Regions from separate parts of the Homo sapiens genome. Here region 2 is linked to region 1. The links are chromatin loops, found by intact Hi-C in ENCODE. Cell type or tissue: adrenal gland. All regions are shown on one strand. Each heading gives the region's core, and the rest is flanking DNA. Links, peaks and the distances in the headings are about the cores only. Region 1 overlaps FAAH (fatty acid amide hydrolase). Region 2 has its middle 11 kb from the start of DMBX1.

What was found. Hi-C counts contacts between places; a loop is a spot of excess contacts. Peaks named below come from ENCODE experiments on the same cell type or tissue, not always from the same donor. Only the 100,000 strongest peaks of a DNase experiment are listed, where the experiment ranks them.
Region 2: it touches region 1 in a loop (6-fold over the local background); 5 of 110 quality-filtered maps call a loop at or near these places.

What each region holds. Positions count from the first base shown.
Region 1 is chr1:46,395,172-46,410,023 of GRCh38, forward strand. It overlaps FAAH (fatty acid amide hydrolase), which reads left to right. Exons shown (of 15, transcript NM_001441.3): 2 at 6,920-7,033; 3 at 9,843-9,977; 4 at 10,201-10,334; 5 at 10,417-10,623; 6 at 10,867-10,907; 7 at 11,073-11,197; 8 at 13,288-13,413; 9 at 13,930-14,027. Among named protein-coding and RNA genes, the nearest start is that of FAAH, 8.3 kb to the left of the region's middle. In adrenal gland, for the core only: CTCF peaks have their summits at 11,339 (motif pointing right) and 11,539; DNase peaks (open chromatin) are centred at 7,060, 11,180 and 11,898; H3K4me3 peaks cover 327 bases; H3K27ac peaks cover 2,127 bases.
Region 2 is chr1:46,471,290-46,486,141 of GRCh38, forward strand. No RefSeq gene overlaps it. Among named protein-coding and RNA genes, the nearest start is that of DMBX1, 11 kb to the right of the region's middle. RefSeq lists an enhancer at 14,212-14,759. In adrenal gland, for the core only: a CTCF peak has its summit at 6,295 (motif pointing right); a DNase peak (open chromatin) is centred at 6,302.

The sequences.
Region 1 (14,852 bases), core at 6,393-14,392:
CTCAGTTGATACACCTGCCTCGGCCTCCCAAAGTGCTGGGCGTGAGCCACCGCGCCTGGCTGAGTTCAAGCTTCTTGATTTGTGCATTTGGATCCTAAGAGGGAGCCAGAAAGAAACCTGCCAAGTGCACAGGGAGATCTTGGCAAAGCCAGGCTAGAAGGGAAGTCTCTCTGGCTCCTGCTGTGGTGTCCAACCCCTGGCAAGCCCTTTCCATGAGCAGGTTTAGTTCCAGCCCTCCGTGGGTGGTCTGTCAACAAGCTTTTCTCCCTGCGCTGCCTTTGGATCACCTCAGTATGTGGGTTTGGAGGCGTGGAAGGGCCTGGCTGAGGGTTTGGAAGATGTGGCTTGAAGAGGGGCTTTTCCTCTGGGTGTGTGAAACACTGACCCCAGTTAAAGCCTTCTTATGTGCTGAGAGAGGGAGGGCTTGCTGTATCTGTGGGACCTGACAGGTGGGAAGGCTTTACAGGTTGGGAACCGCAGGACTCAGGAGGGTGTGCCTGGGTGGGAGACAGAAAGAGTCACAGAAAATTGTGTTCAGCAGATGTTCCGCAAGTGATTTTTGAGTTGGGGCAGAGCTGGAACTAGAACCTAGGTGCCCGCTGCACTCTGCAGCCACACTTTCGTGGAGAGGAACAGGAGAGAGATATGAGGAAGGCACCTTGCATGCCAGCCCAGGGTGTAGCCCTGCATGTTGAAGGGGGCCAGCCCCTCCACACCTGTGGGTATTTCTCCTCAGGTGGGACAAGAGACTGAGAAAAGAAATAAGACACAGAGACAAAGTATAGAGAAAGAACAGTGGGCCCAGGGGACCACCGCTCAGTATAGGGAGGACCCGCGCCAGCACTGGTCTCTGAGTTCCGTCAGTATTTATTGATCACTATCTCTACCATCTCGGTGAGGGGGATGTGGCAGGACTATAGGGTAATGGTGGGGAAAGGGTCAACAGGAAAACATGTGAGCAAAGGACTCTGTGTCATAAGTTTAAGGAAAGGTGCTGTGCCTTGATGTGTATGTAGGCCAGATTTATGTTTGACTTTATACAAGCATCTCAGTGCAGTAAACAACAGTATTGTCACCAGCATGTCTCACCTCCAGCCATAAGGTGGTTTTCTCCTATCTCAGTAAATAGAACGTAGGATCGGGTTTTACACTGACACATTCCATTCCCAGGGACGAGCAGGAGATAGATGCCTTCCTCTTATCTCAACTGCAAAGAGGCCTTCCTCTTTCACTGATCCTCCTCAGCACAGACCCTTTACGGGTATCGGGCTGAGGTATGGTCAGGTCTTTCCCTTCCCACAAGGCCGTATCTCAGGCTGTCTCAGTGGGGAGAAACCTTGGAGAATACCCAGGCTTTCTTGGGCAGAGGTGCCTGCAGCCTTCCGCAGTGCATTGTGCCCCTGGGTACTCAAGACGGGAGAATGGCGATGACTTTTTGCCAAGCATACTGCCTGCAAACACATTTTTAACAAAGCACATCCTGCACAGCCCTAATTAAACCTTGAGTCAACACAGCACATGTTTCTGCGAGCATAGGGTTGGGGCTAGGTTTACAGATTACCAGCATCTCAAGGCAGAAGAATTTCTCTTAGTACAGAACAAAATGGAATTTCTTATGTCTACTTCTTTTTACATAGACACAGTAACAGTCTGATCTCTCTTTTCCCCACACATGTGTTGCGGTTTTGGCTGGCTGTAATGTATGAATTTACTCCAAACCATCCCTGGGGCCAAGATATCTCATATTTATTTAGTAAGATAAAAAATATATCTGGTTCCAGCCTCCACTCACCAAGCTGGCTGAAAAGTCCACCATCAGTCAGTTTTTAGGGTTTCTTCCTTCCAGAGTGAGAGGGCCCTGGTGGTCAACCCAAATTGGCCATCTCCCCTACACAAGCACAGGTTCTTCACTGTCTAGTTGCCCTCTCTGGCTGGGCGCTGGAGGTCCTCCTTAGAGATCCTCCTGTTTATCCCTGGCTCTGTGCAGCCAGCTGAGTTCTGCCAGCTCCAAGAGCAGCGTGGGCAGCACTAGCAGGGATCTGCTCACAGCTCTTGCCTGCAGAACTCCCCTCCTGGTTGCAAGGAATCCACCTGGCTGGCAGGGGTGTGGGATGGTAGCAGGATGGGTCTTCCTGCACTTCGGCTCCAAACAGCAGCATCTATATGGTTTTCCTCTGGAGCAACTGCTCTTCATTATTTTTACGAACAGATTATTCCAGGACAGAAGTTTTGGCTCTGAAAGCTTGGCTCTTTCAGGAGGAGAAGCGGGAAATTACCTTTCAGGTTTCCAGTGATTGTGGTTTTGAGTAATCAGCAAAGGGGTGGGGTCCTGATTGACAATAGCTTTGTAGGCTTTGCGGGGGAGTAGGATTTTTTTTTGGTTTTTGTTATTTTTGTTTTTTGTTTTTGAGACGGAGTCTTGCTCTGTCGCCCAGGCTGGAGTGCAATGGTGCGATCTCGGCTTACTGCAACCTCTGCCTCCCAGGTTCAAGCGATTCTCCTGCCTCAGCCTCCCGAGTAGCTGGGATTACAGGCGCCTGCCACCATGCCTGGCTAATTTTTGCATTTTTAGTAGAGACGGGGCTTCACCATGTTGGCCATGGCTGGCCTCGACCTCCCGACCTCAGGTGATCCGCCCGCCTCGGCCTCCCAAAGTGCTGGGATTATAGGCATGAGCCACCGCGCCTGGCCAATGCCTGGCTAATTTCTGTAGTTTTAGTATAAACGGTTTCGTCATGTTGGCCAGGCTAGTCTTGAACTCTTTTTTTTTTTTTTTTTTTGAGATGAAGTCTCACTTTGTTGCCCCAGCTGGAGTGCACTGGTGCAATCTCGGCTCACTGCAACCTCCACCTCCCGGGTTCAAGCAATTCTCCTGCCTCAGCCTCCCTAGTAGCTGGGGTTACAGGTGCCTGCCACCATGCCCGGCTAATTTTTGTATTTTTTAGTAGAGATGGGATTTCACCATCTTGGCCAGGCTGGTCTTGAACTCCTGACCTCAGGTGATCCCCCTGCCTTGGCTTCCCAAAGTGTTGGGATAACAGGTGTGAGCCACCTCACCCGGCCAGGACGTGGGAGTTTTAGCTGAACCCAGCCCAGGCTTGGGAACAGCTCTTTCCCCCGCCTCTCCTCCCTTCTGCCTACAACTCCTAAGGCACCCTTCTGTTTGGCTCTGGAGTCCTTGAATGATGGGCAGGTAGGATCTGTGACTGTCTGGGCAACCTTTCTTCTGGGGCTCTTAGCCCAGCCCTGAATCACAAGGGGGCACCTGAGATAAGCAGGGCTCCAGCAGGCCCTGGGAGAACACAGCGATTTGTAGTAAAGCTCCTGTCTGATAGATTCTGGACAAAGCGATTTGGCAACCAAGATTCTTTTTTTTTTTTGAGTCAGAGTCTTGCTCTGTTGCCCAGGCTGGAGTGTAGTGGCTCAATCTTGGCTCACTGCAACCTCCGCCTCCCGGGTTCAAGTGATTCTCCTGCCTCAGCCTCCTGGAGTAGCTAGGACTACAGGTGCCTGCCACCACATCCAGCTAATTTTTGCATTTTTGGTAGAGACAGGGTTTCGCCATGTTGGCCAGGCTGGTCTCGAACTCCTGACCTCAGGTGATCCGCCTGCCTCGGCCTCCCAAAGTGCTGGGATTACAGGTGTGAGCCACCACTCCCGGATTCTTGGCTGTGTCCAAGGAGGACACAGCTGGATGAAGGGGTACCTAAACACCTTCTGAATTTTCACAAAATAGTTCACCTCTCTCTAAACTCTTGAGCAAATCTAGAGAAAAATGTGTTTCTGGTAATTCTGTTGACGCTTCACCCATTTTTTCCCACCCTGCCCCCTGAATAAGTTTTGATATCTTTTCTAGACCGAAGAGAAGGACCACCATCAATAGAATAGTATAGCTGGGAGAGACATCACAGAACACCTATTTATGCCCTTATGCCTTTGTACATGCAGTTTTGTTTTACCCTGAATGGTTTTTCCTACATCTCTTACAACCCGCTTATCAATCCCACTGGCATTGTGGTTCAGAAGGAGAAAACAAAACAGATGGAGGAGGGGCAATGCCTCCTAAGTGATTGGTAGAGTATCCCTCTCTTGAAAAATTGTGCATGCAGGTGGCCACAGGTTTAGATGTTACCTGTATACTATACTTCCCTGCATTCTCCGCAAAATCAGGTTTCCGCATGTTCACTGATTGGTCTTCTGGAGGTGCAGACTTACTTTGGTGTCTAGGAGAAAATGTCTCAGCTGCCTGACACTAGTTGAAGATTTAAAAATAGCTGTTAGCAGCTGTGTCATTAACTGTCAACAGGCAAGAACATAGGAAAGAATGAAAATGTGTGCTGAGCGTGGAGGGGAGCACATTGCTAGCTGCTAGCTGCCGTGCACAGGCACTCTGTGGGCGCCTTGTAGCGAGGTCGGGGGAGTTGGTGACCGGACTGTCAGGTGGCAGTTATTCCAGGGTGGTGAATGCTCTGCTGATTTCGATGTCCTTCTCCATACTCTTAGGCATTTTTTAAAATACAATGAACCTGTATTTATATAATGAAAACAAAAATAAAGCAAAATTTGATTTTCATTGTGAGATGGGAAAGGCAAGATGCAGTACTGTGTGTATAGTATGATTCCTTTGTGCAAAAAAGAATATATATAGACAACTGTTGACATGGTGGGTTTTTCATAAATATTTTCTTTTCCTGTAAGAGTACACCAGAAACTGTTAATTATAGTTTTCCTTTATAGAGGAGGGACTGTGCAAGGAGAACCAGGGGTGGAGGGAATGCTCACTTTTCATTTTGTATACCTTTAAAGAATATATCAAGAGGATTATCTAGTGTGTTTGGGGAGAAGTCTTGAACCCATTTTTTCTTCTTTGTAGCTCCTTGTGTTAGAAAAAAAATCCAAAGTAAGTACTCTATCAGTTCAATGAATTCAGGGAAGTGCTCCTGACACTGAGGACATCAGGGGGCAGAGGCTGTGGCATGTGCTCGGAGAGGGCAGGCGCCAGGCTCTGGGGTGTGGGGGGTGGGAGGGGGCAGTGGTGCCTGGGTGGGGAGAGGTGCACATGAGTCTGAGAGGACCACAGCTTGGAAGCACCTCCTGGAATATGCTCTGGAGCCTGTGGTGTGATGAGATGGGGATTTTAAGGGGAGAGGCAAGGCCAGGTTGGGTTTTGCACTGTCTGGCCCTAGTGGAAAGTGTGGGTTGGAGGTGCAGGACCTGGGCAGGGCAGCAGTTGGGTGGCCGCGTGTGACCTAGGAGACAAGGATGAGTCTGAGGCCCGGTGAGGGCCTTGGTAGAGGGGATGGAGAGGTGACCATTTTTCAGAGCTACTTAGCTTGGTGACTGGATGCAGGTGGTGGTGGGAAGGAGGAGCCAGAAAGACACCTGTTTCATTTCCTGAACACCTGGATGGATGGCGGGGCCTCCCCTGAGTACAGGGTACAGGATACATAAGGAGGAGCTGGTCAAAAGTCGGGCAGGTGATGAGCTTAGAGGAAGGACAGGGAAGGTGGACAGGTGACAGGAATAGCCCAGTGAGCTGGTTTGGGCTCCATTGCCTCGGGCTGGGTAGGGGATCTGGGGGATGTGGGATGAGTGGAGAGCCTGGAGTCAGAGGTGCTTAGGGGAGGAGTGGAAGCCAGGGTAGGGGAGGAGGGTAAGAGGGGAGGGGAGGAGGGGAAGGGTAGAGGGGAGAAGGGGAAGCAAGGGGAGGTGAGGAAGGGAAGGGGAGAAGGGAAAGGAAGGGGAGGGGAGGAAGGGAAGGGAAGGGTAGAGGGGGAGGAGGGGAAGCAAGGGGAGGGGAGGAAGGGAAGGGTAGAGGGGGAGGAGGGGAAGCCAGGGGAGGGGAGGAGGGAAAGGGTAGAGGGGAGGAGGGAAACCAGGGGAGGGGAGGAGGGGAAATTGGGGAGGGAAGAGGGGGAAGTGGGGAGGGGAGGAGGGGGAAGCAGGCCAGGGGAGGAGGGGGAGTAGGGGGAGGGGAGTAGGGGGATTAGGGGGAGGGGAGGAGTAGAAGCAGGGTTGGAGGGGTGGGAGGAATGGAAGCAGGAGGAGGGGAAGCCTTCTCCCAGAATCAGAGAGGGAAGAGAAGGTACCCAGAGCTCTGTCTCTCCCCACATCTGGCATCTTCTTATCCTTCAAATCACAGCTGAAATGTGGTTTCTTCAGATAGGCAGCCTTTAAGAACTGGAACACTCACTGTGAGGGTCTGCGGCTTCATTCTTGAAGTCAGTGAGACCAAGAACCCACCAATTCCGGACACAGAATGAATGTGTAAACCCTTCCTTTTGGGTGTGGCCTTCAGTCACAGACCCAGCCTCCCAAGATGGGGTCTTCTTGTTTTTGCCCTTCCCTGCTAGAGGTTGGCAACCCCCTGAGTAGTGTTCAGAGCTGCTCTGTGGGTGTGGGGATGGCATGGGGTCAGGTGCAGGCAGATGGCTGGTGGGCAAGAAGGCACCTCTCTCTCAGCCTCAGTTTATCTGTGCAATGGGAATGGCAGTAAGACTTAATCAAAACATGGATGACATCAGCGTGGTGTTGGCACACAGAAGGCAGCCACTGCTGGTGTATATTTGTAGTGGTTTAATCATCAGTCTGGAGCTAGGCACAGTAGCATGTGCCTGTAGTTCCAGCTACTCGGGAGGCTGAAGTGGGAGGATCACTTGAGCCCAGGAGTTCAAGTCTAGCCTGGGCAACACGGCCAGACACTGTCTCTAAGGAAAAAAAAAACCTACTTGGGCAGGTCGGCTCGCTGGGCACCCCTTCAACAAGCTTCTGGAGGAGACAGAGCTGCATTCTCTAGGGATGGCAAGGGCCTGCCCAGGCTGGGCCATGTCAGAGCTGCTGGGGCATGGGCCACTGGTGTCTGCTGCAGGCCCATGAGACTTCGGCGAGTAGGGGACTGATCCGAGTTTGTTCCCCACAGAACCCAGACCTGGACTCAGAGGCGCTGCTAGCCCTGCCCCTGCCTCAGCTGGTGCAGAAGTTACACAGTAGAGAGCTGGCCCCTGAGGCCGTGCTCTTCACCTATGTGGGAAAGGTAAGGCCAGCCAAGGCCAGCCCCTCCCTGGGAAAGGTAAGGCCAGCCAAGGCCAGCCCCTCCCTTTCCCCTCCCTCTGTCCGCACAGGCTGTGGGGAAAACCTGGCCTGGAGTTAGTCCTGCTGGGGGCCATGGTGGGACCTACAGTGCCAGGGACTGCCAGGGAGGGAAGGAGCCAGAGCGTGTGCGTGTGTGTATGTATGTGTGTATGAGACACTGAGCATGCTGTCTTAGCTAGTAACCTGGCTTTTAGCCCAGACTTCCCTCTCCCTCCTGCCTCCACCCCATTGGGCAACAAGTCTGGTCTGTTCCCTTCTTTTTTTTTGAGATGGAGTTTCGCTCTTGTTGTTCAGGCTGGAGTGCAATGGCACAATCTTGGCGCACTGCAACCTCCACCTCCTGGGTTCAAGCAATTCTCCTGCCTCAGCCTCCCAAGTAGCTGGGATTACAGGCATGCACCACTACACCCGGCTAATGAAAAGAAAAAAAATTTTTTTTTTTTTTTTGAGATGGAGTCTCGCTCTGTTGCCCAGGCTGGAATGCAGTGGCATGATCTTGGCTCACTGCAGCCTCCACCTCCTGGGTTCAAGTGATTCTTCTGCCTCAGCCTCCTGAGTAGCTGGGAGTACAGGCACCTGCTAACACACCCAGCTAATTTTTGTATTTTTAGTAGAGATGGGATTTTACCATGTTGGTCAGGCTGGTCTGGAACTCCTGACCTCAAGTGATCCACCCGCCTCGGTCTCCCAAAGTGCTGGGGTTACAGCTGTGAGCCACTGCAGCTGGCCCCCAACTAATTTTTTGTATTTAGTAGAGACGGGGTTTCACCATGTTGATCAGGCTGGTCTCAAACTCCTGACCTCAGGTGATCCACCCGCCTCGGCCTTCCAAAGTGCTAGGATTACAGGCGTGAGCCACCATGCCCGACCCCGTCTTTTTTTTTGAGATGGGAGTCTTGCTCTGTCGCCCAGGCTGGAGTGCAGTGGCATGATCTTGGCTCACTACAACCTCCACCTCCCGGGTTCAAGTGATTCTCATACCTCAGCCTCCCGAGTAGCTGGGATTATAGACATGCACCCCCATGCTTGGCTAATTTTTGTATTTTTATTTGGCCGGGCTGGTCTGGAACTCCCAACCTCAGGTGATCCTCTGAAAGTGCTGGGATTACAGGCGTGAGCCACCGCGCCTGGCCTGTTCTCTTCTTTTACCCAGCCCTCTCCTGTCTCCATCCCCTTTGGCCACCCTGGCCCGCCACCACCATCTCCCGCCATGCCCAAGCACCAGCCTCCTGGTCAGGTGCCCTCTTGTGTCCCCAGCTCTTCAGGCCATCTCTTGTACTCCTCCTCTGTGTGTGGCATCACCTCTGGCCAAGGCCTTCTGGAGCTTGGGTGTCAGCAGCTCTGCACTGGCTTGGGTGGGGCTCCTTTACCTGGAAGGCTGTTTCCCTCTTCTTTGCCCCTGTCCGTGCCACGGGCTCCCCTGGCTGAGCCTTCGGGGCTCAGAGCAGGAGGCACCGTCTTCCATTCGCCACCTGAGGTAGGGTTTCCTCTTCCAGGCCTACTCTCATTCTAATAGCACATTTCTCATCACAGTGTCAGGCTTGTCTTCTCTATCTCTTTCCCATGGGGGGTCTTTGTGGACAGAGCTTGTCTCATTTGTCTTTGAACCTTAGTGCTCAACATGTTGCATTTCACGTAATAAATGCTCAAGAAATATGTTTGAAAAGAAAGGGAGGGAGGGAGGAAAGAAGGAGACAAATTGTGCTTTGAGTGTGGCCTGCATGATTTCTTGAAAGGGTGTGGGACAGTGAGTGTGACCCCTAGGCAGGTGAACTTGTCTGGGTGCAGTGTATGTGACAATGCTGTGGGGGCTGCAGCTGAGGAAGCGAGCGCATGCTGGGCTGGTGTCACTGAGAGGGGGCACGTACATAGTCTCAGCAGATGGTCTTGCTTCTTCCCTGTCAATGTCCCTGAAAGGCTCCTGCCCTTCCTAGTTAATCTAGTCTATCTGGTTAGATTAGCCTTCTCTGTTCCTGCCTCGGGTACCCCGGGGACAGATTTTGCACATGCCTGAATATGGCAACACAGCCCACCCTGTTTCCCCCAGATACTCCCCAGGAGCAGGAATATTTACTGAAAGCTGCATCTCACTCTGCCCTCACCTTTCCTTCTGTAGGACCCTGTGTGGTGAGGTTTGAGCATTCTAGGCAGATTTCCACTATTAGCATGTTCTTCCCTTTTGTCAAGCTCCTACTCCACATGGCTTGATTATCAAATTCAAGATTTCCTGGGTAAGGGGAGGCTTGACTGGGCTACATGTGGGGAAGGCGTGGGGTTGAGGAGAGACTGCTGGGCTCCGGGAGGCAGGAGTCTGGTCTAGTCCTGCTCTGTGGTTGCCCTTCAGTGTGACCAGTGATGGGGCGCTGCCCCTGTCTGGTTTCTGTCTGCCTCACTGGCAGAGATGTGGCTTGGGGGAGGTGAGGGAGTGGCCAGTGGTCATCTTCCTCCCAGCTCACCCCCTACCTGGGGGGCACCTGAGGCCAGTATCTTGCTCCCTTGAGTGTCCCGGTTGTGCCCTGGTCCTGGTTGAAGGCCAGAGACAGCCAGGATGAGGCCTGGGCCAAATGTCCCTAGTGAGGCAGATGCTGAGCCCTAGGTCATCCTCTGTGCCCCAGGCTCTGGGCCATGTTGCTGGTTACCCCTCTCCCTGGGTATACTTTAAAAGGCCAGTTCTACATGATGTATATTTCACCACAATTTCTTAAAAAGGCCAGCCTCCTTTTATCTTATGTCTACTTCCCCTTCCTCAGGCCTGGGAAGTGAACAAAGGGACCAACTGTGTGACCTCCTATCTGGCTGACTGTGAGACTCAGCTGTCTCAGGCCCCAAGGCAGGGCCTGCTCTATGGCGTCCCTGTGAGCCTCAAGGAGTGCTTCACCTACAAGGTATGCTCTGCCTCAGCGCCAGGCCTCCATCGTCCCCTCCATCCCTGCCAGCCTGCTCTGCATCTTGGGTCATTTTGGGCCCTTAGAGGAGGTATCAGGTCCAGAGGCCTTCCGAGGGGACACTGGTATACCTGTTTTGGCCTGTGTGACAGTTGTTGGAGTGGACCCTTGGCTGCCCACGGGCCCTGACTCACTCCCTTCTGGTGCCCATCCCTCCTCCCAGGGCCAGGACTCCACGCTGGGCTTGAGCCTGAATGAAGGGGTGCCGGCGGAGTGCGACAGCGTAGTGGTGCATGTGCTGAAGCTGCAGGGTGCCGTGCCCTTCGTGCACACCAATGTTCCACAGTCCATGTTCAGGTTGGGTCTTGGGGTGGGGCGGGGCGGGGCAGGGGCACCGGTCCCAGCATGGCACGGGCTGACCCATTCTTGGCTCCTCCAGCTATGACTGCAGTAACCCCCTCTTTGGCCAGACCGTGAACCCATGGAAGTCCTCCAAAAGCCCAGGGGGCTCCTCAGGGGGTGAAGGGGCCCTCATCGGGTCTGGAGGCTCCCCCCTGGGCTTAGGCACTGATATCGGAGGCAGCATCCGCTTCCCCTCCTCCTTCTGCGGCATCTGCGGCCTCAAGCCCACAGGGAACCGCCTCAGGTAAGGTGGGTGGAGGGCGCTTCTGGGCCCCTCGCTGTGTGACCTTGGCCTAGCTTCCAACCTCTCTGGGCTCCAGGCGGGGATTCGGTCTCCGGGGTTTTGCTGGGAGGAAGCATTACAGTACCACTGGCCGGGCGTGGGTCCTAGTTTCCAAAGCGGTGAGTGTTCAGAGCTGCTCTGTGGGTGTGGGGATGGCGGCGGGTGGCCATTTCCTGTTTCCAGCATCTTATGTTTCTTATCCAGCAAGAGTGGCCTGAAGGGCTGTGTCTATGGACAGGAGGCAGGTGAGGTCCGTGGTGCTCTCAGTGCCCCGAGGAGGGTGGGGGTCGGCCTGACCCGCTTCCGCCCGTGCTTCTCAGGTGGCAGGGCAGTGTCTGGCCCCCAGGCTGCTCTAGGTCTGGGTTCCTCGCTCCTTGTCTGCTTACCTCCCTCACCTCTCTGCCCCACAGTGCGTCTCTCCGTGGGCCCCATGGCCCGGGACGTGGAGAGCCTGGCACTGTGCCTGCGAGCCCTGCTGTGTGAGGACATGTTCCGCTTGGACCCCACTGTGCCTCCCTTGCCCTTCAGAGAAGAGGTGAGCAGGGCTGGGTGGGCATGAATGTGGACCGCTGAACCCAGACAGCCACCCCAGGCCTTGTGGGCAGGCCTTGGAGCCCCTGTCTCCTGAGAACCGTCCCCCAGGCCTCTGAGGCCAGGGCGGGTTGCTCCTCCACAGACGGCCACCAGATGGAGCCCTTGCCTGCATTTGGAAATCCTCAGGCTTTTTTTTTTTTTCCTTTTCTTTCTTTCTTTTTTTTTTTTTTTTTGAGACTGAGTATCGCTCTGTCCCTCAGGCTGGAGTGCAGTGGCGCGATCTCGGCTCACTGCAAGCTCCGCCTCCCGGGTTCACGCCATTCTCCTGGGTTCACGCCATTCTCCTGCCTCAGCCTCCCGAGTAGCTGGGACTACAGGCGCCCGGCACCACGCCCGGCTAATTTTTTTTGTATTTTTAGTAGTAGAGACGGGGTTTCACCGTGTTATCCAGGATGGTCTGGATCTCCTGACCTCGTGATCCGCCCGCCTCGGCCTCCCAAAGTGCTGGGATTACAGGCTTGAGTTACCGCGCCGGCCGGAAATCCACAGGCTTTCAAAGGTGCCCAGCCTCAGCTGCTGGCACCAGGGATGCAGGAATCATTTCCCAGCCTGCTGACCTTCAGCAAACAGCAGCCTTTCTAACAGTATTCCTGTCCACATTTTGGGAGCAGCACGCCACGCTGCCTGCAGACCCCAGCTCATGTAGCCTGTTCCTGCCAGACTTGCTGCTACGTGAGCCAGGGTCTGCAAGCAGCGTGGTGTGCTGCTCCCCAAAATACCACCACAGCAGCCTGTTGCTGAGACAGGCTGGGCTTGTTGCTTTCTGTGGCGAGGCAGCACTGTCTTGCAAAGCCTTAGGATCATCTCAGAGGGCAGGAAGGGTGGGGAGATCTGCTGAGATTTTGAAGTCTGGTTTAAGGTGGATCTTTCAACATGGGGGTTGGTTAAGATTGGTTTAAGTTGGTTAAGATTGGTTAAGATCCTTAATCCCCATGTTAAGGATTGGTGGGCACAGCAGGGTGTGGATTTTGAGGCGAGAGGTGTCAACCGATGCTTCCTGTTGAAGAGTTGGAATGAATCGGAAGGTTATTTGTGTTATGTGTGTTATTTGGAGGAGGTGGGGGAGTGGCCAGTGGTCATCTTCCTCCCAGCTCATCCCCTACTGCGGGGCATCTGAGACCAGTATTTTGCTCTCTTGAGTGTTCTGGTTGTGCTCTGGTCCTGGTACTCTCTCTCTCTCTGTCTCTGTGTGCGTTGGGGTTGAAGGCCAGAAACAGCCAGGTTGAGGCTGGGGCCAGATGTCCCCAGTGAGGCAGGTGCTGGGCCCTAGGTCATCCTCTGTGCCCACTCCAACAGAGTGCAGGAGCTGTAAAGTTAGATTGGTGCAGACAGAGGAAGAGTGAAGTCACGTTAATGTAGACAGTAAGCTGTGTGACGTAAGCCCCGTTTCTCAGCAGTCCAGCGATTGTCTATCTTGTACAGACCTCTTGCCCTCGCCCCAGCCAAGGTTGCCTTGGAAAGGCTGAGGGTTTGTGGACGGGAAGGAGAGTGGGCCTTGGTGTTTCTTGGGAGTGGGGCAGCAGGGCAGATCTGGGCTGGGTAGGGTGAACTCCCCCTCCCCAGGCAGAGGGAGATATTCTAACCGAACCCACGGGGATAGGCAGCCGTGAAGTCCTTCCTCGGAGGAGAGGAGGAGATGAGGTCCCTGTCTGGAAGTCTGGAACAGTTTATCATGAGAGCCAGGACAGGTGGTGGAGAGCCTCAGCTCAGAAGACAGGATGCCTGCATTCCAGACCTGTCTTGTCACTCTGCATTGGGTAGCTTTGGGCAAGTCCCAGTCCCACCTAATCTCCCTATTGAGACCTCAAGCCTCAGTTTCCTCATATGACCAGTAGGAATCCTTATCCTTGCTCTGCCCACCTGAGTCACTGTGAAGGTGTTTTATGAAAGGGTCAGATGCAGAAGGGGCTGGCCTCGCTGACTGCAGCCTCGCAGCTGTGTCTGGGGCTGAGTAGTTTCTCTGATCTCTAGGGGTCCTGCCTAGGGTTGTCTTCTCCTGACCTGCCCCTGTCCCCTGTGTTTTCCCTCCAGGTCTACACCAGCTCTCAGCCCCTGCGTGTGGGGTACTATGAGACTGACAACTATACCATGCCCTCCCCGGCCATGAGGCGGGCCGTGCTGGAGACCAAACAGAGCCTTGAGGCTGCGGGGCACACGGTATGACTGCAGGGTCCTGGAAGTACTGGCATCTCCTCCCCTCACGGGAAGCCTTCCTGGTACCCATGGCTACTCCATCCCTGGCATCCTGGCACTCTGACGATGTTGTCGTCGGGGTGAACTGTGACCCTGTGGGACAAGTATATAGAGGGCTGATCAAGAGTATTGGAGTGAGTGATTGATGGAGAACTTTAGCCCTGTGCTGTGTGATGTGTGAGCACTGCATGTGGGGAGGCTCTTCAGCTCTAAACAGTGGTGCACAGCTGTCCAGAGGCTCCCAGGGCCAGTGGGTTTTGGTCTGGTCATTACACAACTTTATGTGTGGCTCCAGACTTCTCTCATGCTGTGCATTCCACAGTGAGTTTTCATGGGTCAGTAAGGCTGCCTTTGTAGCTCTAGTGAGAGCTATCTTGTGGGCAGGGTTGGTCCAATCCATCCTCAGGGCCGCCCAGACAGCATGGGGATCATGAAGCCAGTTGTTAGGTCAGGAGGCCTTACACCCCTCAATCCCTGCAGCTGGTTCCCTTCTTGCCAAGCAACATACCCCATGCTCTGGAGACCCTGTCAACAGGTGGGCTCTTCAGTGATGGTGGCCACACCTTCCTACAGAACTTGTGAGTGATAGTGGGCTTTGGGGTCTTGGTGGGATCAGACAAGTAGGCAGACCTGGGGGAGCAGCAGGGTGTGGTGATGCCTGGATGGGCCTTAGCTGAATCCAACAAAGGCCTGAGCACTCTGGGCAGGGACCTCGCTGTCCCTCCAGCTGGGCACATTGAGCCTGGAGATCCCTTGCCAGGGTGCCAGCCCGAGGGGAGGCTGGGTTGAGTATCTGTGGCCTACCCCTGATCTGAGCTTGTTGTGAGGTAGGAGGTGGGCAGGAGGTTGCCTCTCTGTTTGGGAAGGATTTGGGCCAAGGGCAGGATCCAGGCAGGAGGGTGGGGGTTTGGACTTGATGCTGTGACTCCAGGCTCTGTCTGACTTGAGCCAAGTCTTCTTTTTGAGCAGGACCTCAGCTTTCTCTCCTGTAAAGTGGGTGGGTTGGACCAGACTCCCTTTAAGGGACTTTGCAGAGCTCATTTTTAGAGAAGTTCGTTCCTCTGGGATGCTTCTAGTCATTAAAGGTGTCAGGGGCAGAGAACAGGCCTGCAAAGGTGCCTCCTGGTGACATACCTCTGCTGGATGGACTGGAACCCTTCAGAACACAGTCCCCCTTCCTCCACTTCACTGATGGAGAACTTGGCCCTGCAGCCTGGAGCTTGGCCCTGCAGCTTCACTCAGTCAAGGGCCCAGCCTGTCATGTTCCTTTCCTTCCCCTAGCAGCCAAGTGTGGTCCAGGCTTCAGTGGAAGGGGTCACTCCTCACTCTGGCCCTGGGAATGAGTCCCCAGGATCAGCTGCCTGAGACCTTTCCCTGAGATCTTGAGCCAGAGATAGCCTCAG
Region 2 (14,852 bases), core at 2,839-10,838, 73 kb after region 1:
TATTCTTCAGAATCTGCACTTGGACTCAGTCTAGGTCAGTCCAGGAACACTCTGAAGGCCCCAAAGACTTCGCTTCCCACTTTATACTGTGTTTCAAGGGAAGAGCCTTGCCTCCATTCAGACAGGCAGCCAATTTCTCTGCAATTTCCTCCTTTCTCCATTTTTTTTTTTTCCAAAATGAGAAGGAATAGAGCAATGATTTTTGGAGTCAAACAAACTCAAGTTCAAGTTCTGGACTTGCTAGTAGTAAGCTCTGTGATAAGGAGTAAGGTATTTGATCTCTCTCAGCCAGGGACACCTCATCATCTATAAAATGGCGATAGGAACAGTCCCTATCTCTCTGGATTGTGGTGAAGTAAAATGTGTAAAGCACTTAACACAGAGCCTGACTCAAGAACTGGAAGCCATTTTTATTGCATTTCCTTGATTTTTTGTTTACAGAGCCCAACACATGCGTAGACCCATAGGAATCTTATTGAATGAATGCAGAGTTCTCTGTTGTTCGTTTCCTTATTTTCCTTCTGGCTCCCTTTCCTTCTATGGATGAATGGGCCAGGAGAACCTTTTGAGCATCCCGTATGCACCCAGCCTTGAGCCTGGTTCTGCAAATGGTGACAGGCTCTGTAAACAATAATGAGATCTATATGTGGGGTTTGGCTCTGCAAATAGGGTCTTTGTAAAGTCTAGGGTTCTGAAAATGGTAACATGTTCTGCAAATTATCATTGGATCTGTGACAGTGACAGATTCAGAAATCAGTGATGGGATGTGCTCTGCAGATGGTAGTAGGCTCTGCAAATACTGATGAGCTTTGCATATGATTTCAGGCTCTGCAAACAATGGCAGGCTGCAAACTTTAAGGCTCTGCAAACAATGATGAGCCTTATAAATAGGGAGAGACTCTGTGAAGGGTAATGGGCTTTGCAAATAGTGATGGCAAGCCGCGATAGGCTCTGAAAAAACTGAATAATCATTCTTAAAGGACAAGAGATCCCTCCTGTGGGTCCCTAAAGAATAAAGCTCTGTCTCAGTACCATGGACAGCAAGCCCCCCCTCCCCTCCACCGCCCCCAGCCGCCCGCCTGCCCCCCTGCCAACACACACACACATCCCATTCCCTTCCAGGCCTAACTAGATCGCCTCTGTCCACTTATTCACTGATGTTGGGTATGTGTTGTGGGGTGGAGGATGTAAGTGAGAAGTAGGACAAGGAGAAGAACAAGGCCATGTTCCCACTCTCAAGGCTTTCAGTTGGTCGAGAAGACAGACTTCTAAGTAGCCAAATAGAAGGATTGTGTCTGTGTTGACAAATCTGTTCTCAGCGTAGCTATTTGTGAGGTAGAAGGTATCTTTCCACATCAGAGGCTCTCAGAATGCTAAAAGGGTGTTTAAACTACATTGGGCCTCCTAGGGGAACTGAGAAGTCAGCTTTGCAAAGCATGTCTTGCAGGCTCCAGCCGACCTTAAATTCTAGCTGGCACCTGAATAGCTTTGTAGCAATTTAAATTTCTTTGCCTGTCCTTTCCAGATCTGGCCACATTAACAGGTCTGTATCACAGGGCACATGCATACCTCTCAGAGTACAGGGCCTAGGGAGGGTAAAACAAGAATCTGTTTTAGATGGGCTGTGAGTAAGGAGCAACGGTGCTGAGGGTCTGATGGTTGTTGAGAGTGGGATGGAGACGATGACATCATCGAGGTGGAGATAGTTGGATAGCCATGGAGGTGGTGGTGGTGCTAACATGCTGGTGGAGGTGGGGGAAGAGCTGGAATGTTGACAATGATGAAGGTGACAGGGAAGTGATGGATATAGTCAAAGTACTGTGGGCAAAGTAGGCCCTAATGGGAGATAGGTTGACTTCTGGTTCTGACATTAGCCGTGTGACCCCAGGCAACTTATTTAACTTTTCTCTGCCTCAGTTTCCTCTCCCATAAAATAGGGATGCTAATAATGCCTACCTCATAGAGTTCTTGTGAGGATTAAATGAGTTAATAAAATCTACACAATACTTAGACTAGTGCCTGGCCCATAATAAATACTATCTAAGTGATAGCTGCTATTACTTGTTTTTTGTTTGTTTGTTTGTTTGTTTTTGTTTTTTTTGTTTTTTTTAGATGGAGTCTCAGTTTGTCGCCCAGGCTGGCATGCAGTGGCGAGATCTCGGCTCACTGCAACCTCACCTCCTAAGTTCAAGTGATTCTCTTGCCTCAGCCTCCCTTAGTAGCTGGGATTACAGGCGCATGCCACCACACCCAGCTAATTTTTGTATTTTTAGTAGAGACAGGGTTTCATCATGTTGGCCAGGCTGGTCTCGAACTCCTGACCTCAGGTTATCCACCCACCTCCTGATCTCAGGTGATCTGCCCACCTCAGCCTCCCAAAGTGCTGGGATTACAGGCATGAGCCACTGCGCCTGGCCTGCTATTTCTGTTAAGGAGGGCAGTGGAGGTGGTGATGATGAAGGTGGGAGTGGTGGCAATGAAGTTGATAATGGTGAGAATAGGGATAATAATAATGAGGATAAGATTTATTGAGTACTAACTATGTACCCTGCACTATTCTAAGTACTTTATATGTAATAACTTGTTTAATCATGACAGCCCTCTGAGGTGGCTAATATTACCCTCATTTAAAGACTATGAAACTTAGACACCGAGGGGTTAAAATATGTGATCCAAGGCGACACAGCTAGTAAATGGAGGTGCTCCAGAGCCTGTGCTCATAACCATTGCTAAGTGGGGATGAGGATGGAGTTGGTGATAGCAGTAGTGATTATGGTGTCCTTGTGGAAGCAGGGTTGGGGGTGGAGACCATGGTCGAGGTGGCCTGGGCAGCAGTGGCTGTGGTGATGACAGGAGGAGGCGGCAGTGAAGTGCTGATGGAGGAGGTGAAGGTGATGGGGTCTGCGGGGGCAGTGAAGGCCGGCTACAAGAACACCCACTGCCCAGCTCCCAGCAGGGCTTTGCAGCTGCTGCTATGAGGCTGTGCTCTGAGAGCAGGGAGGACAGCAAGGAGCTCACTTTCTGTTCAGCAGCTGGGGGTTGTAGGTCCCAGACAGTGAAGTGGAATGGAAACAGGCAGACTCAGGGTAGAGGGGTAGAGGGGTAGAGGGATGTGCAGGGTTTTCCACTGGCTCTCCACCCTTTCCCCGCAATTTGGCATTCTCTGACCCCATAACTACCAAGTCTGCACGCTCCATGCCAGGGCCTGATCTGCACTAATGGAGCAGACAGCAGCAGAGGTAAGCTGCCCACCCCATCTGAGAACCTCCCTGCCTCGCGCCCGCCCAGTGCCAACTCTGGTCTGCTTCTCGCTTGCTGCTGCGCTGAGGGGAAGCCTTAATAGAGAATCCGCCTCTGTGCCGCCGCCCCCCACCCGCCAGCCCATCCCTATTATCAACACCATCAACGGCGGCAAATGACACTCTCGGAATCTTGACTCCAATCTGATGCCTGGTCCCCGGAGCCGCAGAGAGGCGCAGGCCAGCCAGGCTGGGGGCGCTGGGGAGGGTATGTGCAGTAATAGGATGTGGCCGAGGATGGTCTATTAGCAGCAGCGCAACCGCTGATGAGCCCCCTCCCTAGCCCCTTGGCGTCCCCATCCCCGCTCAGCCAGGCACAGCAAGAGGCCTGGGGGCTGCTGGGGTGGGGAGCAGGAAGGAAGGCAGCTGCGGGGGTGGGGCTAGGCTAAGCCATCCTCAAGTCCAGACATCAGGCTCTCTTGGGGGGACATGGGGATAGGAGGGGGAATCTGAAGAAATGAGGCCACTCAGACACTTCCTTCTGACCATGTGTCTGGGGAGGAAGAGGAGTAGGGGAGCAAGTGGTCTGTCTGAAGGTGGGTGATTTTTCCTGTTGCTCCCTGGGAGCAGCCTGGGGTTTCAGGTCTAAGGAGCCTCAAGGAACATGCCATCCAGCCTTCCTTCTCTGGCCTCACCTGGAAATCTCTCTGGCATGGGAAGCTCAGCACCTCCCTGGGCTGCCTCTCTCATTGCTAAGTGCCTCCTCATTTGGAGTACTGATTGGTCTTTCAGGACTTACTTTAGATCAAGATTTACCTTAGACCAAGACCCCTCCGAGGCCCTCACCCCACAACCAAGACAACCTTCCAGGGTTTTGGAGCCAGAAGGTAGGTCTCATTTGCTCACCTGGGCCCTCATCCCTCCTCCTGGCCACAGATCTTCTGATTGATGTATAGTATGTGTGTGGAAATGTTATAAGAGTCTGGGGGTGGATGGCTGGACCCACTACAGGGCCCTAGAGAGGCAGGGGAGATAGTGGAAGGAGCCCTGGGTGAGTGCAGGACACCCGGGTTCCAACCCAGATCATCTGCTGGTGACCATGGGTGAGTTACCCACATGGCTCACCCTAGTCTGCCTCCCCACAACAACCCCTCAACAAAGGCCTGCCAGGCAAGGTGGCTCACGCCTGTAATCCTAGCACTTTGGGAGGCCGAGGTGGGTGGATCCCTTGAGGACAGGAGTTCGAGATTAGCCTGGACAACACAGTGAAACCCCATCTCTACTAAAAATACAAAAATTAGGCGGGTGTGGTGGTGGATGTCTGTAATCTCAGCCACTCAGGAGGCTGAGGCAGGAGAGTTGCTTGAACTTGGGAGGCAGAGGTTGGCCACTGCACTTCAGCCTGGGCAACAGAGCGAGACTCCATCTCAAAAAAACAAAACAACAATGCAAAAAAAACAAAAACAAAAACAAAACAAAGGCCATGGCTGAGAAAAGGGGATGATGAAGTCAGCTTCTCTCCCTCAGGGGACTGGGTAGATCAATGCTTTAGGGGGTAAAAGTTATGAATTTGGGGCTGGACAGTCTATAAGCATAGTCTAATTAATACTCCTTCCACCCATGCATACACAGCACCACGTGGATAGAAGAAAATGAGGCAGAGTAGAAAGTGGGATTGGAGCCGGGCACAGTGGCTCATACCTGGAATCCCAACACTTTGGGAGGCCAAGGCGGGAAGATTGCTTTAGCCTAGGAGTTCGACACCAGCCTGGGCAACATGGTGAAACCCCGTCTCTACTAAAAATACAAAAAATTAGCCAGTAGCTGGGACTATAGATGGTACACACTTACAGTCCCAGCTACTTGGGAGGCTGAGGTGGGAGAATCACTTGAGCCGGAAAAGGGTAGGTAGGTGGGGTTTGAGGCTGCCAGTGAGCTGTGGCTGATTGCACCACTGCACACCAGCCTGGGCAATAGAGTGACATCCTGTCTTAAAAAAAAAAAAGAAAAAGAAAGAAAGAAAAGAAAAAGAAAAAAAGAAAGAGGGCTCTTGGGCCTGACTGTGTGTGCTGGGGTACACCATGGAGGGGCTGGAAGGCAGGGTTCTGTCCTGTCCTGAAGGGTGCCTGGTAGGCTAGGAGCCTTGGCACTTGGGCCAGCTGGACAAAGCTCCCTTCTGGGCTTCACAACAGGAGAGAAAGGCTGGGCCTGCCTTAGAGAGGACCCTTGGGACAGGCCAGAGAGGGAGGGAGAGGAGCCAAGCCTGGCTCACAAACCTCCCCTGACCCCTGCCAGGTCTGGGCCTCAGACCACGGCACTGAACTCAATCTGTTCTGCCCACTGCCCCCACCATGTCTCATAGTCCAGAGGCTACAGATGTCCAAGCTGTTTGCCTCTGCTGAGTGGCCACCCTCAGTGCCCCCAGCAGGGGCCTAGCCATCAGTCACAAGGCTGCCAGTCCTCAGGGCTGGACATGCAGAGCTGGATGTGGACCAGTGGATGGCAGGCAGCAGGGGGCACTGACTGCTACGCATGGGCTGCCTTGGAGGCCTCCCTATGCCTTCCCTGCCCCCTTTTCTCTCCCCCAGCCCACCTGTGCCCTCACCTGTGCCCATATCTCCATTCCCCTGTCACCTGGGTCTACTTTACCTGCCATGTCTCTGGGCCCTTCTCACCTGTGCCCCTCTGATTTGTCCCCTCTCTCTTCCTTCATCAGATCCCTCTCCCTTACCCCTCCTCTCCAGTCTCAGGGCCACTTCACCCCAGACTGACTTCTCCTGTTTCCTGTGTCGGTCTCTCCCTCCCGCTCCGTACCTTAGGGGTGGAAAAGTCAAGATTCAGCCTTTGAAACTCCATCTTTCCAACCTTGCTGCCCTTACCTCAGCCTGGCCCTCTCCTTTTCGAGGCAGCTGCCAGTGGGGGAATTGGAACATCAAGGCAGAATGGGTTTTTTGACCCAACCACGGGCATGTGGAGGTGAGAGGTGAAGGCCTTGTGTGATTGCGGGAGTACATAAAGAGCCTGGGAGGGGCACCCAGGGGAGAGGGTGCAGTTCTGAGAGCCAGACAGCAGGGGGCGGCCGATCCTTGGTGACGTCTGGTTTGTTCCTGTTCTTCAACCCCCTGGCTGGAATTACCCAAAGGGGTAAGTGTTGAGTACATTGTGGGTGGAACCCTAGGGCCCTCAGAAGGGGCAAGCTTTCTCCCAGTCTGAAGTTGGTCCTGGATTGTTAGCTTTTTAAAGAAACCCTTATCTGTTACCCCCAAAACCCCTCTCTATTTGAAATCCTGCAAGGGATGAGTGAGCTTGGGGTTTAGACCCTTGGAGGAAAGGGAGGGGAAAAACGCATTTTGGTTTTCCTGGGGAGCGCTATCTCCTCTGTCCTCAATCCTCAGGGAGGCTGGCATCTTGCCTCTTAAATGGTCCTATTTTGGGTTACAGAAGGAGTAAGAGTCTCCCTCCCAGCCCCCAAAGAATCCCCCTCTCTCATCTACAGGCAGCGTCCTCGCTCCACGGAACTCTCATACCTACACCAGCTCTGGAAGGGAGCAAGCCCAGGGCGTTCCCTATAGACCTCCTGTCCTGTGCTAATTGGCACAGAGGAGGGAGAAGGGTCTGGGAGGAGTGGGCCCTCCGTATGTGACAGTGTGACAGCAGGTGCATTCACCGTGTGTGCACAGGTGTGTGTGTATGAGAGAACCACAGTCCGGTCTGTTCTGTCGGTGAGTCCTGACATGAGTGTTTCAGTGCTCCCTTACCCCACTTTTGAGGAAGGAGCTGAGCCTGAGTGTGAGGTCACAGCAACTGTGTGTGACACTGATGCCAATTAGGTGGAGTAGCCCTCTGGGGCCTGCGTCACCACCCTCTTTGTCCTCAGTGCCTGCAAACTCACTATTAAAGTTTTTATCCTCGGGAAGGAAGGCACTGCCTCAGATTTTGAATAATATAATTATTATATTACATTAATAATGTGATGGGACAGCATGAGAACCCAATGTACTGGAGGGGACCCAGGAAACTGGACACAGAGGGTGGCAAGGGAGACTTCCTGAAGAAGGCTAGACTTGATGGGGAGGGGTCTTTCAGATATCCCTGTGACTGCAGACAGGAGGAACGGCCTGGTGCAGTCATTTTAGGTCCCGTAAACACCTTTCTGGGCCTCCCATGATGCTGGGAACTGGAACTGAGATCCTCAGGGTAACACGCCACCCCTCCCAAGCAGGCCATGGGAGGTTGGTAAATATTGTAATCAGATTAGTGGAGTGGAGACAGCAGAAACTATGGTGGGAAAATGCTCTGGGCTGGCCTGGCCCCCACCTCTCTCCTGGGAATCCACCCTCTTGCCCTGCCCACCTCCTCCCCTGTGGGCCCCAAGGCCATCCTGGCTCCTCAGTGACCCCTGCCAGCCTGGGTGACCCACCTGGCACCTGGCCCTCTCTGAGCCTAGTGGAGGTTTCTGCATCCTGGGTCTCCTCAGCTTAGGAGAGCGATGGGGCAGTAGAATGCCCAGCCCTGTTAACACCCTCTTCCCTAAGAAACTAGCCCTTTGGGCTGCTTTTCTCAAGCCATGGAGCCCAGGAGAGACCCCTGCCCCTTCCTCTGGCCGTGATGCTGCTCACCTGTGAGACCGGCATGAAGCATCAGGAGTTCAAAGTGGTCATGGGTGGAGAGAGTGTCTGGTACACGACACAGGTTTAATCAGGGTCGAGTCAGAATCACTTCCCTCTTCCGTCTTCTCATGGCCAAACTGAGCACAGGTCTGGGTCCCTGGGGTACTGGGAAGCCTGGTCAGGTGGAATGGCATAGGGCAGAGTGAGGCAGATGCATCCCACGGAAAGGTAGGGGTGTCTGCCCAGCTCAGGAGGGGAAGGGCTGGGAGAACAGGGCTGGCATTCTGTGGAGCCTGGGGTGGGGAACTGGGGGAGAAAAGCTGAAAGGTTGTGAGATGGAGAGTTAAGGATTGTGGGCTGAGAATCAGGAGAGGTGGATATTGGGTGGCTGAGGGGCTGGGAGTCTGGGGTCCTAAGGAATGGGATGATATTGGGAGGGGCTGAGGATTTTGGATATTGGGAAACTTAGGGGCTGAGAATTAAGAACTGGGGTCCTGGGGGGGGCTAGGGTGGTAGGGCCTGAGGAGACCAGGTTAAGGTGTTTGGAGGCTGAGGAACTAGCAGGCCAGTGTAGCTGACACGGGGGGAAAGGAAGTGGAGAAACATGCTCATGGACAGAGAAGGGTGTCCATGGGTGGATGGCAGGCTGTGCCCAACAGTCCTAGGCCAGGCCTCCCTCAGCCCCTGTGGCCGTGCTGGGGCCATGGGGGCGGGCAGCGGGCCTCTCCTTGTCGGGCTGTCAGAGCGGGTTAGGCTCGGGGAATTGGTTCTCTGGATCATCTCCCGGGAGCCAGCCCCTCCTGGCAGCTTTGTTTGGCAAAAGCGCAGGGATTAGCAGGGCTGCCCCCACACCACCTCCCGGCCGCTAGCTCCTGGCGCTTTCATCCCTGAAGGTCGCTAAAGCCGAAGTGCTTTGAGATTAGGCCCCACAAAGGGGCCCCTTGTGCTCCAGCCAAGCCTTAGGGGCAGGGAGGGGAGGGGGTCCCGAGAGCTCAGTGCAGGCCAAGCCCCTGAGATAAATCCTTTTCTCTGTCCCTGTCGCATCCCAAAGGGTCCCCCAGGCCAAAGGCCAAAGACCCCTCTGACCCCCCTAGCCCCAGCTCAGAGACTGTATCCCCAGTCGAACCTGGTAAGGGAGCATCCCAGGCCCAGCCAGCCTGGCCCAGAATATCAGCATCCACCTGTGGTCATTTCAGGGTGGAGGTGGACGAGGGAGTAGAGCAAGAAGGGCTGCAGGTCTCAGGGTAGCAGTTGGAGTGGGTCTAGATCACAGAGTGAGAAGGAACATCAGTCTGCACTGCTCACTGAGCAGATGGGGAGACCAACCAGGGCTCAGGATAAGAAGGGGCTTGCCTCAGGTCACACCAAGTTGCTGGCCAAGCTGAGGCAGGAATGTAGTGAGCTCCCCCTTTTCACCAGGTGTTTGAACCCAGGCTAGAGGTCAGCAGGTGTTCTTGATGGGGAAGGGGCAGTTTTGTGCTTTCTATGTAGAAGAGAATGGTGTTTCACATGTTTGCATTTCATGGGCCAGCAAAAAATGTTTTAAATATGAGTTCCAGAATAAAATTGCCAGCTATTAATTTTGCCATATAAGGGCACAGATGGAAAACTACTAACTGCTGTCAGCATCATTTTATTAAAAAGAGGATATTTTAGAATCAAAAAAGTAAAAAAGACATAATCCCAGAATAGAGAGGATAGATCTTCAAATTGAATAGATGTAGCTTTATGAAAATTTTCCTATAAAAACCTTATTTTTCTTATTTATTGGTATTTGGATGAAAATGTTTTGGGGATCCTAGACCGAGCAATCTTGGAGAGGTTCCCCACCCCAGAGGGCTAAGGCTCCTAGGCCCTATGCACTCAGGTCTCCTAGATTAGAGCTCTGCCTACTCCTCTGTGTCGGGGTGGAGTGGGGGAGGGGGTAGTTGTTTCAGGTCTAGTGCTGGGAAGACTGGGCTGCTGCTTTGGGGGCTCTGCTGAGAGGACAGCCTTGGCCTTGGCCCTCTCATTGGCAAGGAGACTTACGGAGAGGAGGGGGAGGGAGCAACCCTGACTGTGGGTCGATAGACGAAAATTTCTCCCTGTCCTCTTGCTCGTAAAATGTTTGTGGCCAACATATTGCACAACATTCCCAGAGAGGCCACAAAAGGCAGTGCTGGGCTGGCAGGGTCAAATGGTGCTCACGGAGCCCAGCCCCTCTTCTTGGCCCCCTGGCTGGGTCAAACTGTGGGGCTGGTCATAGGGAGGGGTCCACAGTAATTGGGGAGGTGGTGGTGGGTATATAGGATTAGCCTGAGGAACATCAAAGGTGCTCAAGAAATCCCTTGTGAGAAAGTGTTCACAGGGAGGGGGTTGCCAATGACAGTGAAGAACTGATAGTATTAGCTGATACTTATGTGGCATTTCCCACATACCAGGCATGGTGCTAAGTGGTAACTCATTTAGCACAATCTTTATAACAAACCGAGGGGGTAAGCATGATTATTTCCCCCATTTTCCAAATAAGAAAACTGAGGCACAGAGGTTGACTTGCCCAAGGTCACAGCTAGTAAGTAGCAGAGCCTGGTGAGGAAGCATCCCTCCCTCATCCCCCTGAATTTGAACCCAGGCAGTCTGGCTCCAGAGTCCATGCATTTAATTACCATGCACGCTATAATGCTGTATTGTGGTTCTAAGCAAGAGATACTTCAGAGTTCCCACCATCCCTTGGCCCTACCCTTCCAACTTCAAGATAGCTCCTCCTGGGATTTGGAGACATCAAGAGGTGCTCGTCATCTTGCAGACACTGGGTAAAATGGTAATGTCTCCTTGCCTAGTTGTGGCAGTTTAAAAAAAACACGCCCACAAATTCTTTGATAACTTCTTCCTTTGAGAGGTGGAGCTTAATTCTCTTCTCCTTGAATATGGGATGGACTTGGTGACTTGCTTATAATGAATAGAATATGACAAAGTGGCAGGATGTCACTTTTGAGATTAGCCTATAAAAGACTACAGCTTCTGTCCCCCCCGCCTCTGTCCCTCTCTCTCTCTCACTCTCTCTCTGTCTCTTTCTCTCTGATCCATCTCAGCCACCATATAAAGAAGTCCAGGCTATACTCCTAGAGGCCACATGCAAGAGAACTGAGGCATCCCAGCTGACAGCCAGCACCAACTGCCGGGCATGTGAGTGAACTTTCCTAGAATACGACCCTCCAGCTCCCATCAATCAAGACTGAAGATGATATAGCCCTGGACAGTGCGGCTTGACTGCAGCCTCATGAGACACCCAGAGTCAGACCACCCAGCTAAGCTGCTCCTGGATTTCTGACCCTCAGAAACTATGATACAATAAATATTTGTTGCAAGCCACTAAGTTTGGGGGTAATTTGTTATGCAGCAATGGATAACTGATAAACCTCACCAGTCTCACTATTGGGAATCTCATCATTAGAGTTTCACCCTGTGAGTGGGTTAAGTCACAATCTCCCCCATGACTCTCCCAACCCTGAGGTAAATAACAACTGGGCTAATGCAGATTATCTGAATCAGATAATGGCTAGAGGACACCTCCAATCCAGTTAGGAGATGCCATGCTGAGGATGGCATGTTGCTGCTTAATCATTCGTAATTCTTAATCTTGATCATTCTCAACTCACCCAGGGCTGGGCCAGGTGTCACAAGCAGGTGTACAAGCAGCTTTGATAGAGTCATACTTCATAGCTTTCCTATATGGCTGGTTCCTTCCAGGAAAAACCATCCCTTGCTTTAGTTGACAGTGAGAGGGGCAGGGCTGTCTTGGGGATGAGGAATTGAGGAGCACTGGGCTTTGGCCATAGTAGGGCCCAGGCTCCACAGATCCCATCTTTTGGGCTCTCTCCATTCTCTGCTTGTAGTGGCCACAGCTGCATTTGTGGGACTCCTCAGCATCTTCCAACCTCCTTTCAGAGTCCCAACCCCTGGTTGCTCAGTGACCCAGTGTTGGAAGTTAGCACAGTGTGACCGTGCACATCTCAGTGTCCCAGTGTGTATGCGTGAGTGTGTGCAGACATGGAATGGGAGGTATCTGTGTGTAGTGTGTGCTGGGGGCCTTCAAGTCGCATGCATTTGTGTGCAGGTGCATCTGATTTGTGGGTTTCTGGGTTGGAAGGAGTATGTGTGCAGCTATATTTCTATGTGTATCTGGAAGAGCGTGTACATGTATGAGATATGTGTATCTGCATGATGGCTTTATCAGGGTGGGGGCCCCATGCACTTTGTGTTTGCGTCTGTGTTTGCTGCGTTTGGGATGTGTATCTGTGTGTCTGTGTTTCCATGGCCAGGCACCAGCCTGAGGTGTGCCTGAGCTGTGGTCCTCAAAGGGTTAAGGGAAACCAGCGCCACCATAACTCTTAATCATAGCTTTGCAAGCTTAGCCAGTGCCCCTGTTGAAAAATGTTTCAAAAAGCAAAATAAATGATCTTTTAGTTACAGAAGTATTGATTTTGCCCACATCTAGTAATAAAGAGCAAGTCACCTGTAGCTAAAACTCTTGTAAAATATATTTTAGACTCTAATAGTCTGCAGATAGAGTCACCCGCTGAGCACAGATGACAAATCTCCCCAGCGCGGCCTGCGCCCCCATATTTCACGTCAGGGACGTGGTGGTGGCGCAGGCAGCGACAGAGCTGGGCCTCGCCTCGGGTGAAGACGTGGCCTGGTTGGCTGGAAGAAAAGAAAAAAGCCAGACTCCTGGCACATGGTACATCCCCCTGCCTCTACCCTGGGCCCACAGCACCAACCTGGGTGGAGATTTAAGACCAGCCGCCCTGAAGATAGAGTGGGCCTCCTCTGTCTGGACCCCTCAGGAGCTCCTCCCAGGTTCTCAGAGGGCCATGCCTCTCCCCAGCACTCTGTGGGGGCTGACAGTTTGGGAATGCTGAGGCTGGATTTGAGAGAAGAGTGAACAAGGAGGTGGGGGCTCTTTCCTGGTTTGAAGGCCAGTTACCCCAGGTGTACACAGGCATGTTCACACATGTGCCACACTCAGGCCTTTCCCAGGCCTCCTTGTACACACAAGGGGCACACTTAGTCCTCAGTGCACACAAACATAAGGCAATCTCTCGGCACATGTATGTAGGGGGACACACTTGACCCCCCTACCATGTGTGAATGTACACAAACGTATGACACTTGGCTTTATGCAGTCAGACACACACTTGCGTGTTCCCCAAGTGAAGGGGTGCACATCCAGTCCCTTCACACAGACCTGTGTAGTACATCTAAAGCACCAGGCCACATCCTCTCTACCCAGAGAATTCCTTCAAAAAATTGACTTCTGTCTGGGACCATCAAATAGTCACTCTGCCTTTGGGGATGAGAACGTGTACCATACTCATATTACATATACAGATTCAGGCCGGGCACGGTGGCTCATGCCTGTAATCCCAGCACTTTGGGAGGCTGAGGCGGGTGGATCACTTGAGGTCATGAGTTCAAGACCAGCTTGGCCAGTATGGTGAAACCCCATCTCTACTAAAAATACAAAAATAAATTAGCTGGGCGTGGTGGCAGACGCCTGTAATCCCAGCTACTCAGGAGGCTGAGGAGGGAGAATCACTTGATCCCGGGAGATGGAGGTTGCAGTGAGCCAAGATCGTGCCATTGAGCTCCAGCCTGGGTGACAGAGTGAGACTCCATCTCAAAAAAAGAGAGAGAGAGAGAGAGATCCAGATCCAGCCAAAAGCCCTCTTACACATCTGCCTCTCCAGGTGGGAGGAGCATTGCTTAGTGGGAACTCCTTATCTCTTGGTCTCCTTTACTTCCCAGAGCAAGTGCAACCGGAGAGGAAGCCCAGGCCTTGGCCTTCCTGCAGTCAGCCTGCCTAGACGTGGGTTGGGGGGCTGGAACTATGCTCAGGAGCGCCTGAGCCATTGCCCCCTAGCTGGCACGGGGTGAGTGGAGTTGAAGGCCACCTTACCTGCCCTTCACAGTACAGTTACTTGTGGGCAAGAGTGGTCAGAAGAAACTCAGCATGCTCAAAGGCACTACAGGAGACCCCCCACTCCAAAGCTGCGAATAAATAGGGTTTTCCAATCTCTGCTGGGGGTGGCTGGCGGGAGGAGGGTGGAGAGGGCAGAAATGAGGAGGTCCTCTGGGTGTCAGCAAGTTCTCGAGGTGAGAAGGAGATGGGTCAGGTAGCATTGGGGGAAAGGCTGGGAGTATTGGGGGAAAGGCTGGGAGCACGTGCGGTATTTGAAGAACCGGGGTTGGAGGGTGGGAGTGGAGCAGGTAGCGGCTGGAGTAAGGGAAGGAAGGAACGTGCATGCAACTAACAGGGTGTGTGTGTGTGGTGGGGGCGGGGGTGACTTTTGGGTGGTCGGAGAGGGTCAGGAACAAGCGGGGGTATCTCTGAGCGGTGAAGGGGAGTAGCCGTCGGAGGGCGGGGACAGAGCGGTAGCTGCCTTGCGCTGGGATTGGGGGTGGGGGTGGGAGTGGGGAGGGCTCTTTAAGCGGCGGCCGCGCTAATAACCTGTCCAGGAGATGGCTCGTGGCAAATTGCTTTGTTAGTCTTGTCAGCGCGGCCGGGGCCGCCGTCAGCGCGCGCCATGGATCAAGATGATGAATCGCTGCGGACGGCGCAGATGCGGGCGGCCCGCGGCCGGGCCCCCGGGTAGGGGTGGGAGGTGGAGGGGGCCGCGGGGGGCCCGGCCGCCGCCATTAACTCCGGAATTAGGTCTAAGCCGCCCACCACCCAGCCACTGCCCCGGGGAGCGCCAGCCGTTGGGGCGGGAGCGGGCCCAGGATGGGGACTGAGACCCGCGTCCCCCACCCGAACCTGGACCTAGCCTCCTCTGAACGCAGAGGGCAGTGGGCCGCCCGGAAGGGGCGGGGAGGGGCCCCGGCCCTCAAGCCGCACAGCCAGGTGTTCCCGCTCTTCGAGGACATCCCCTGCCCGCCTGGAGGTTGAGAGGGCGGCCGCATGGGGCATTCGCCAACCCCTCTCACCCGCCCCAAACCCTCGCTGTGAGCTGCTAGGGAGCCT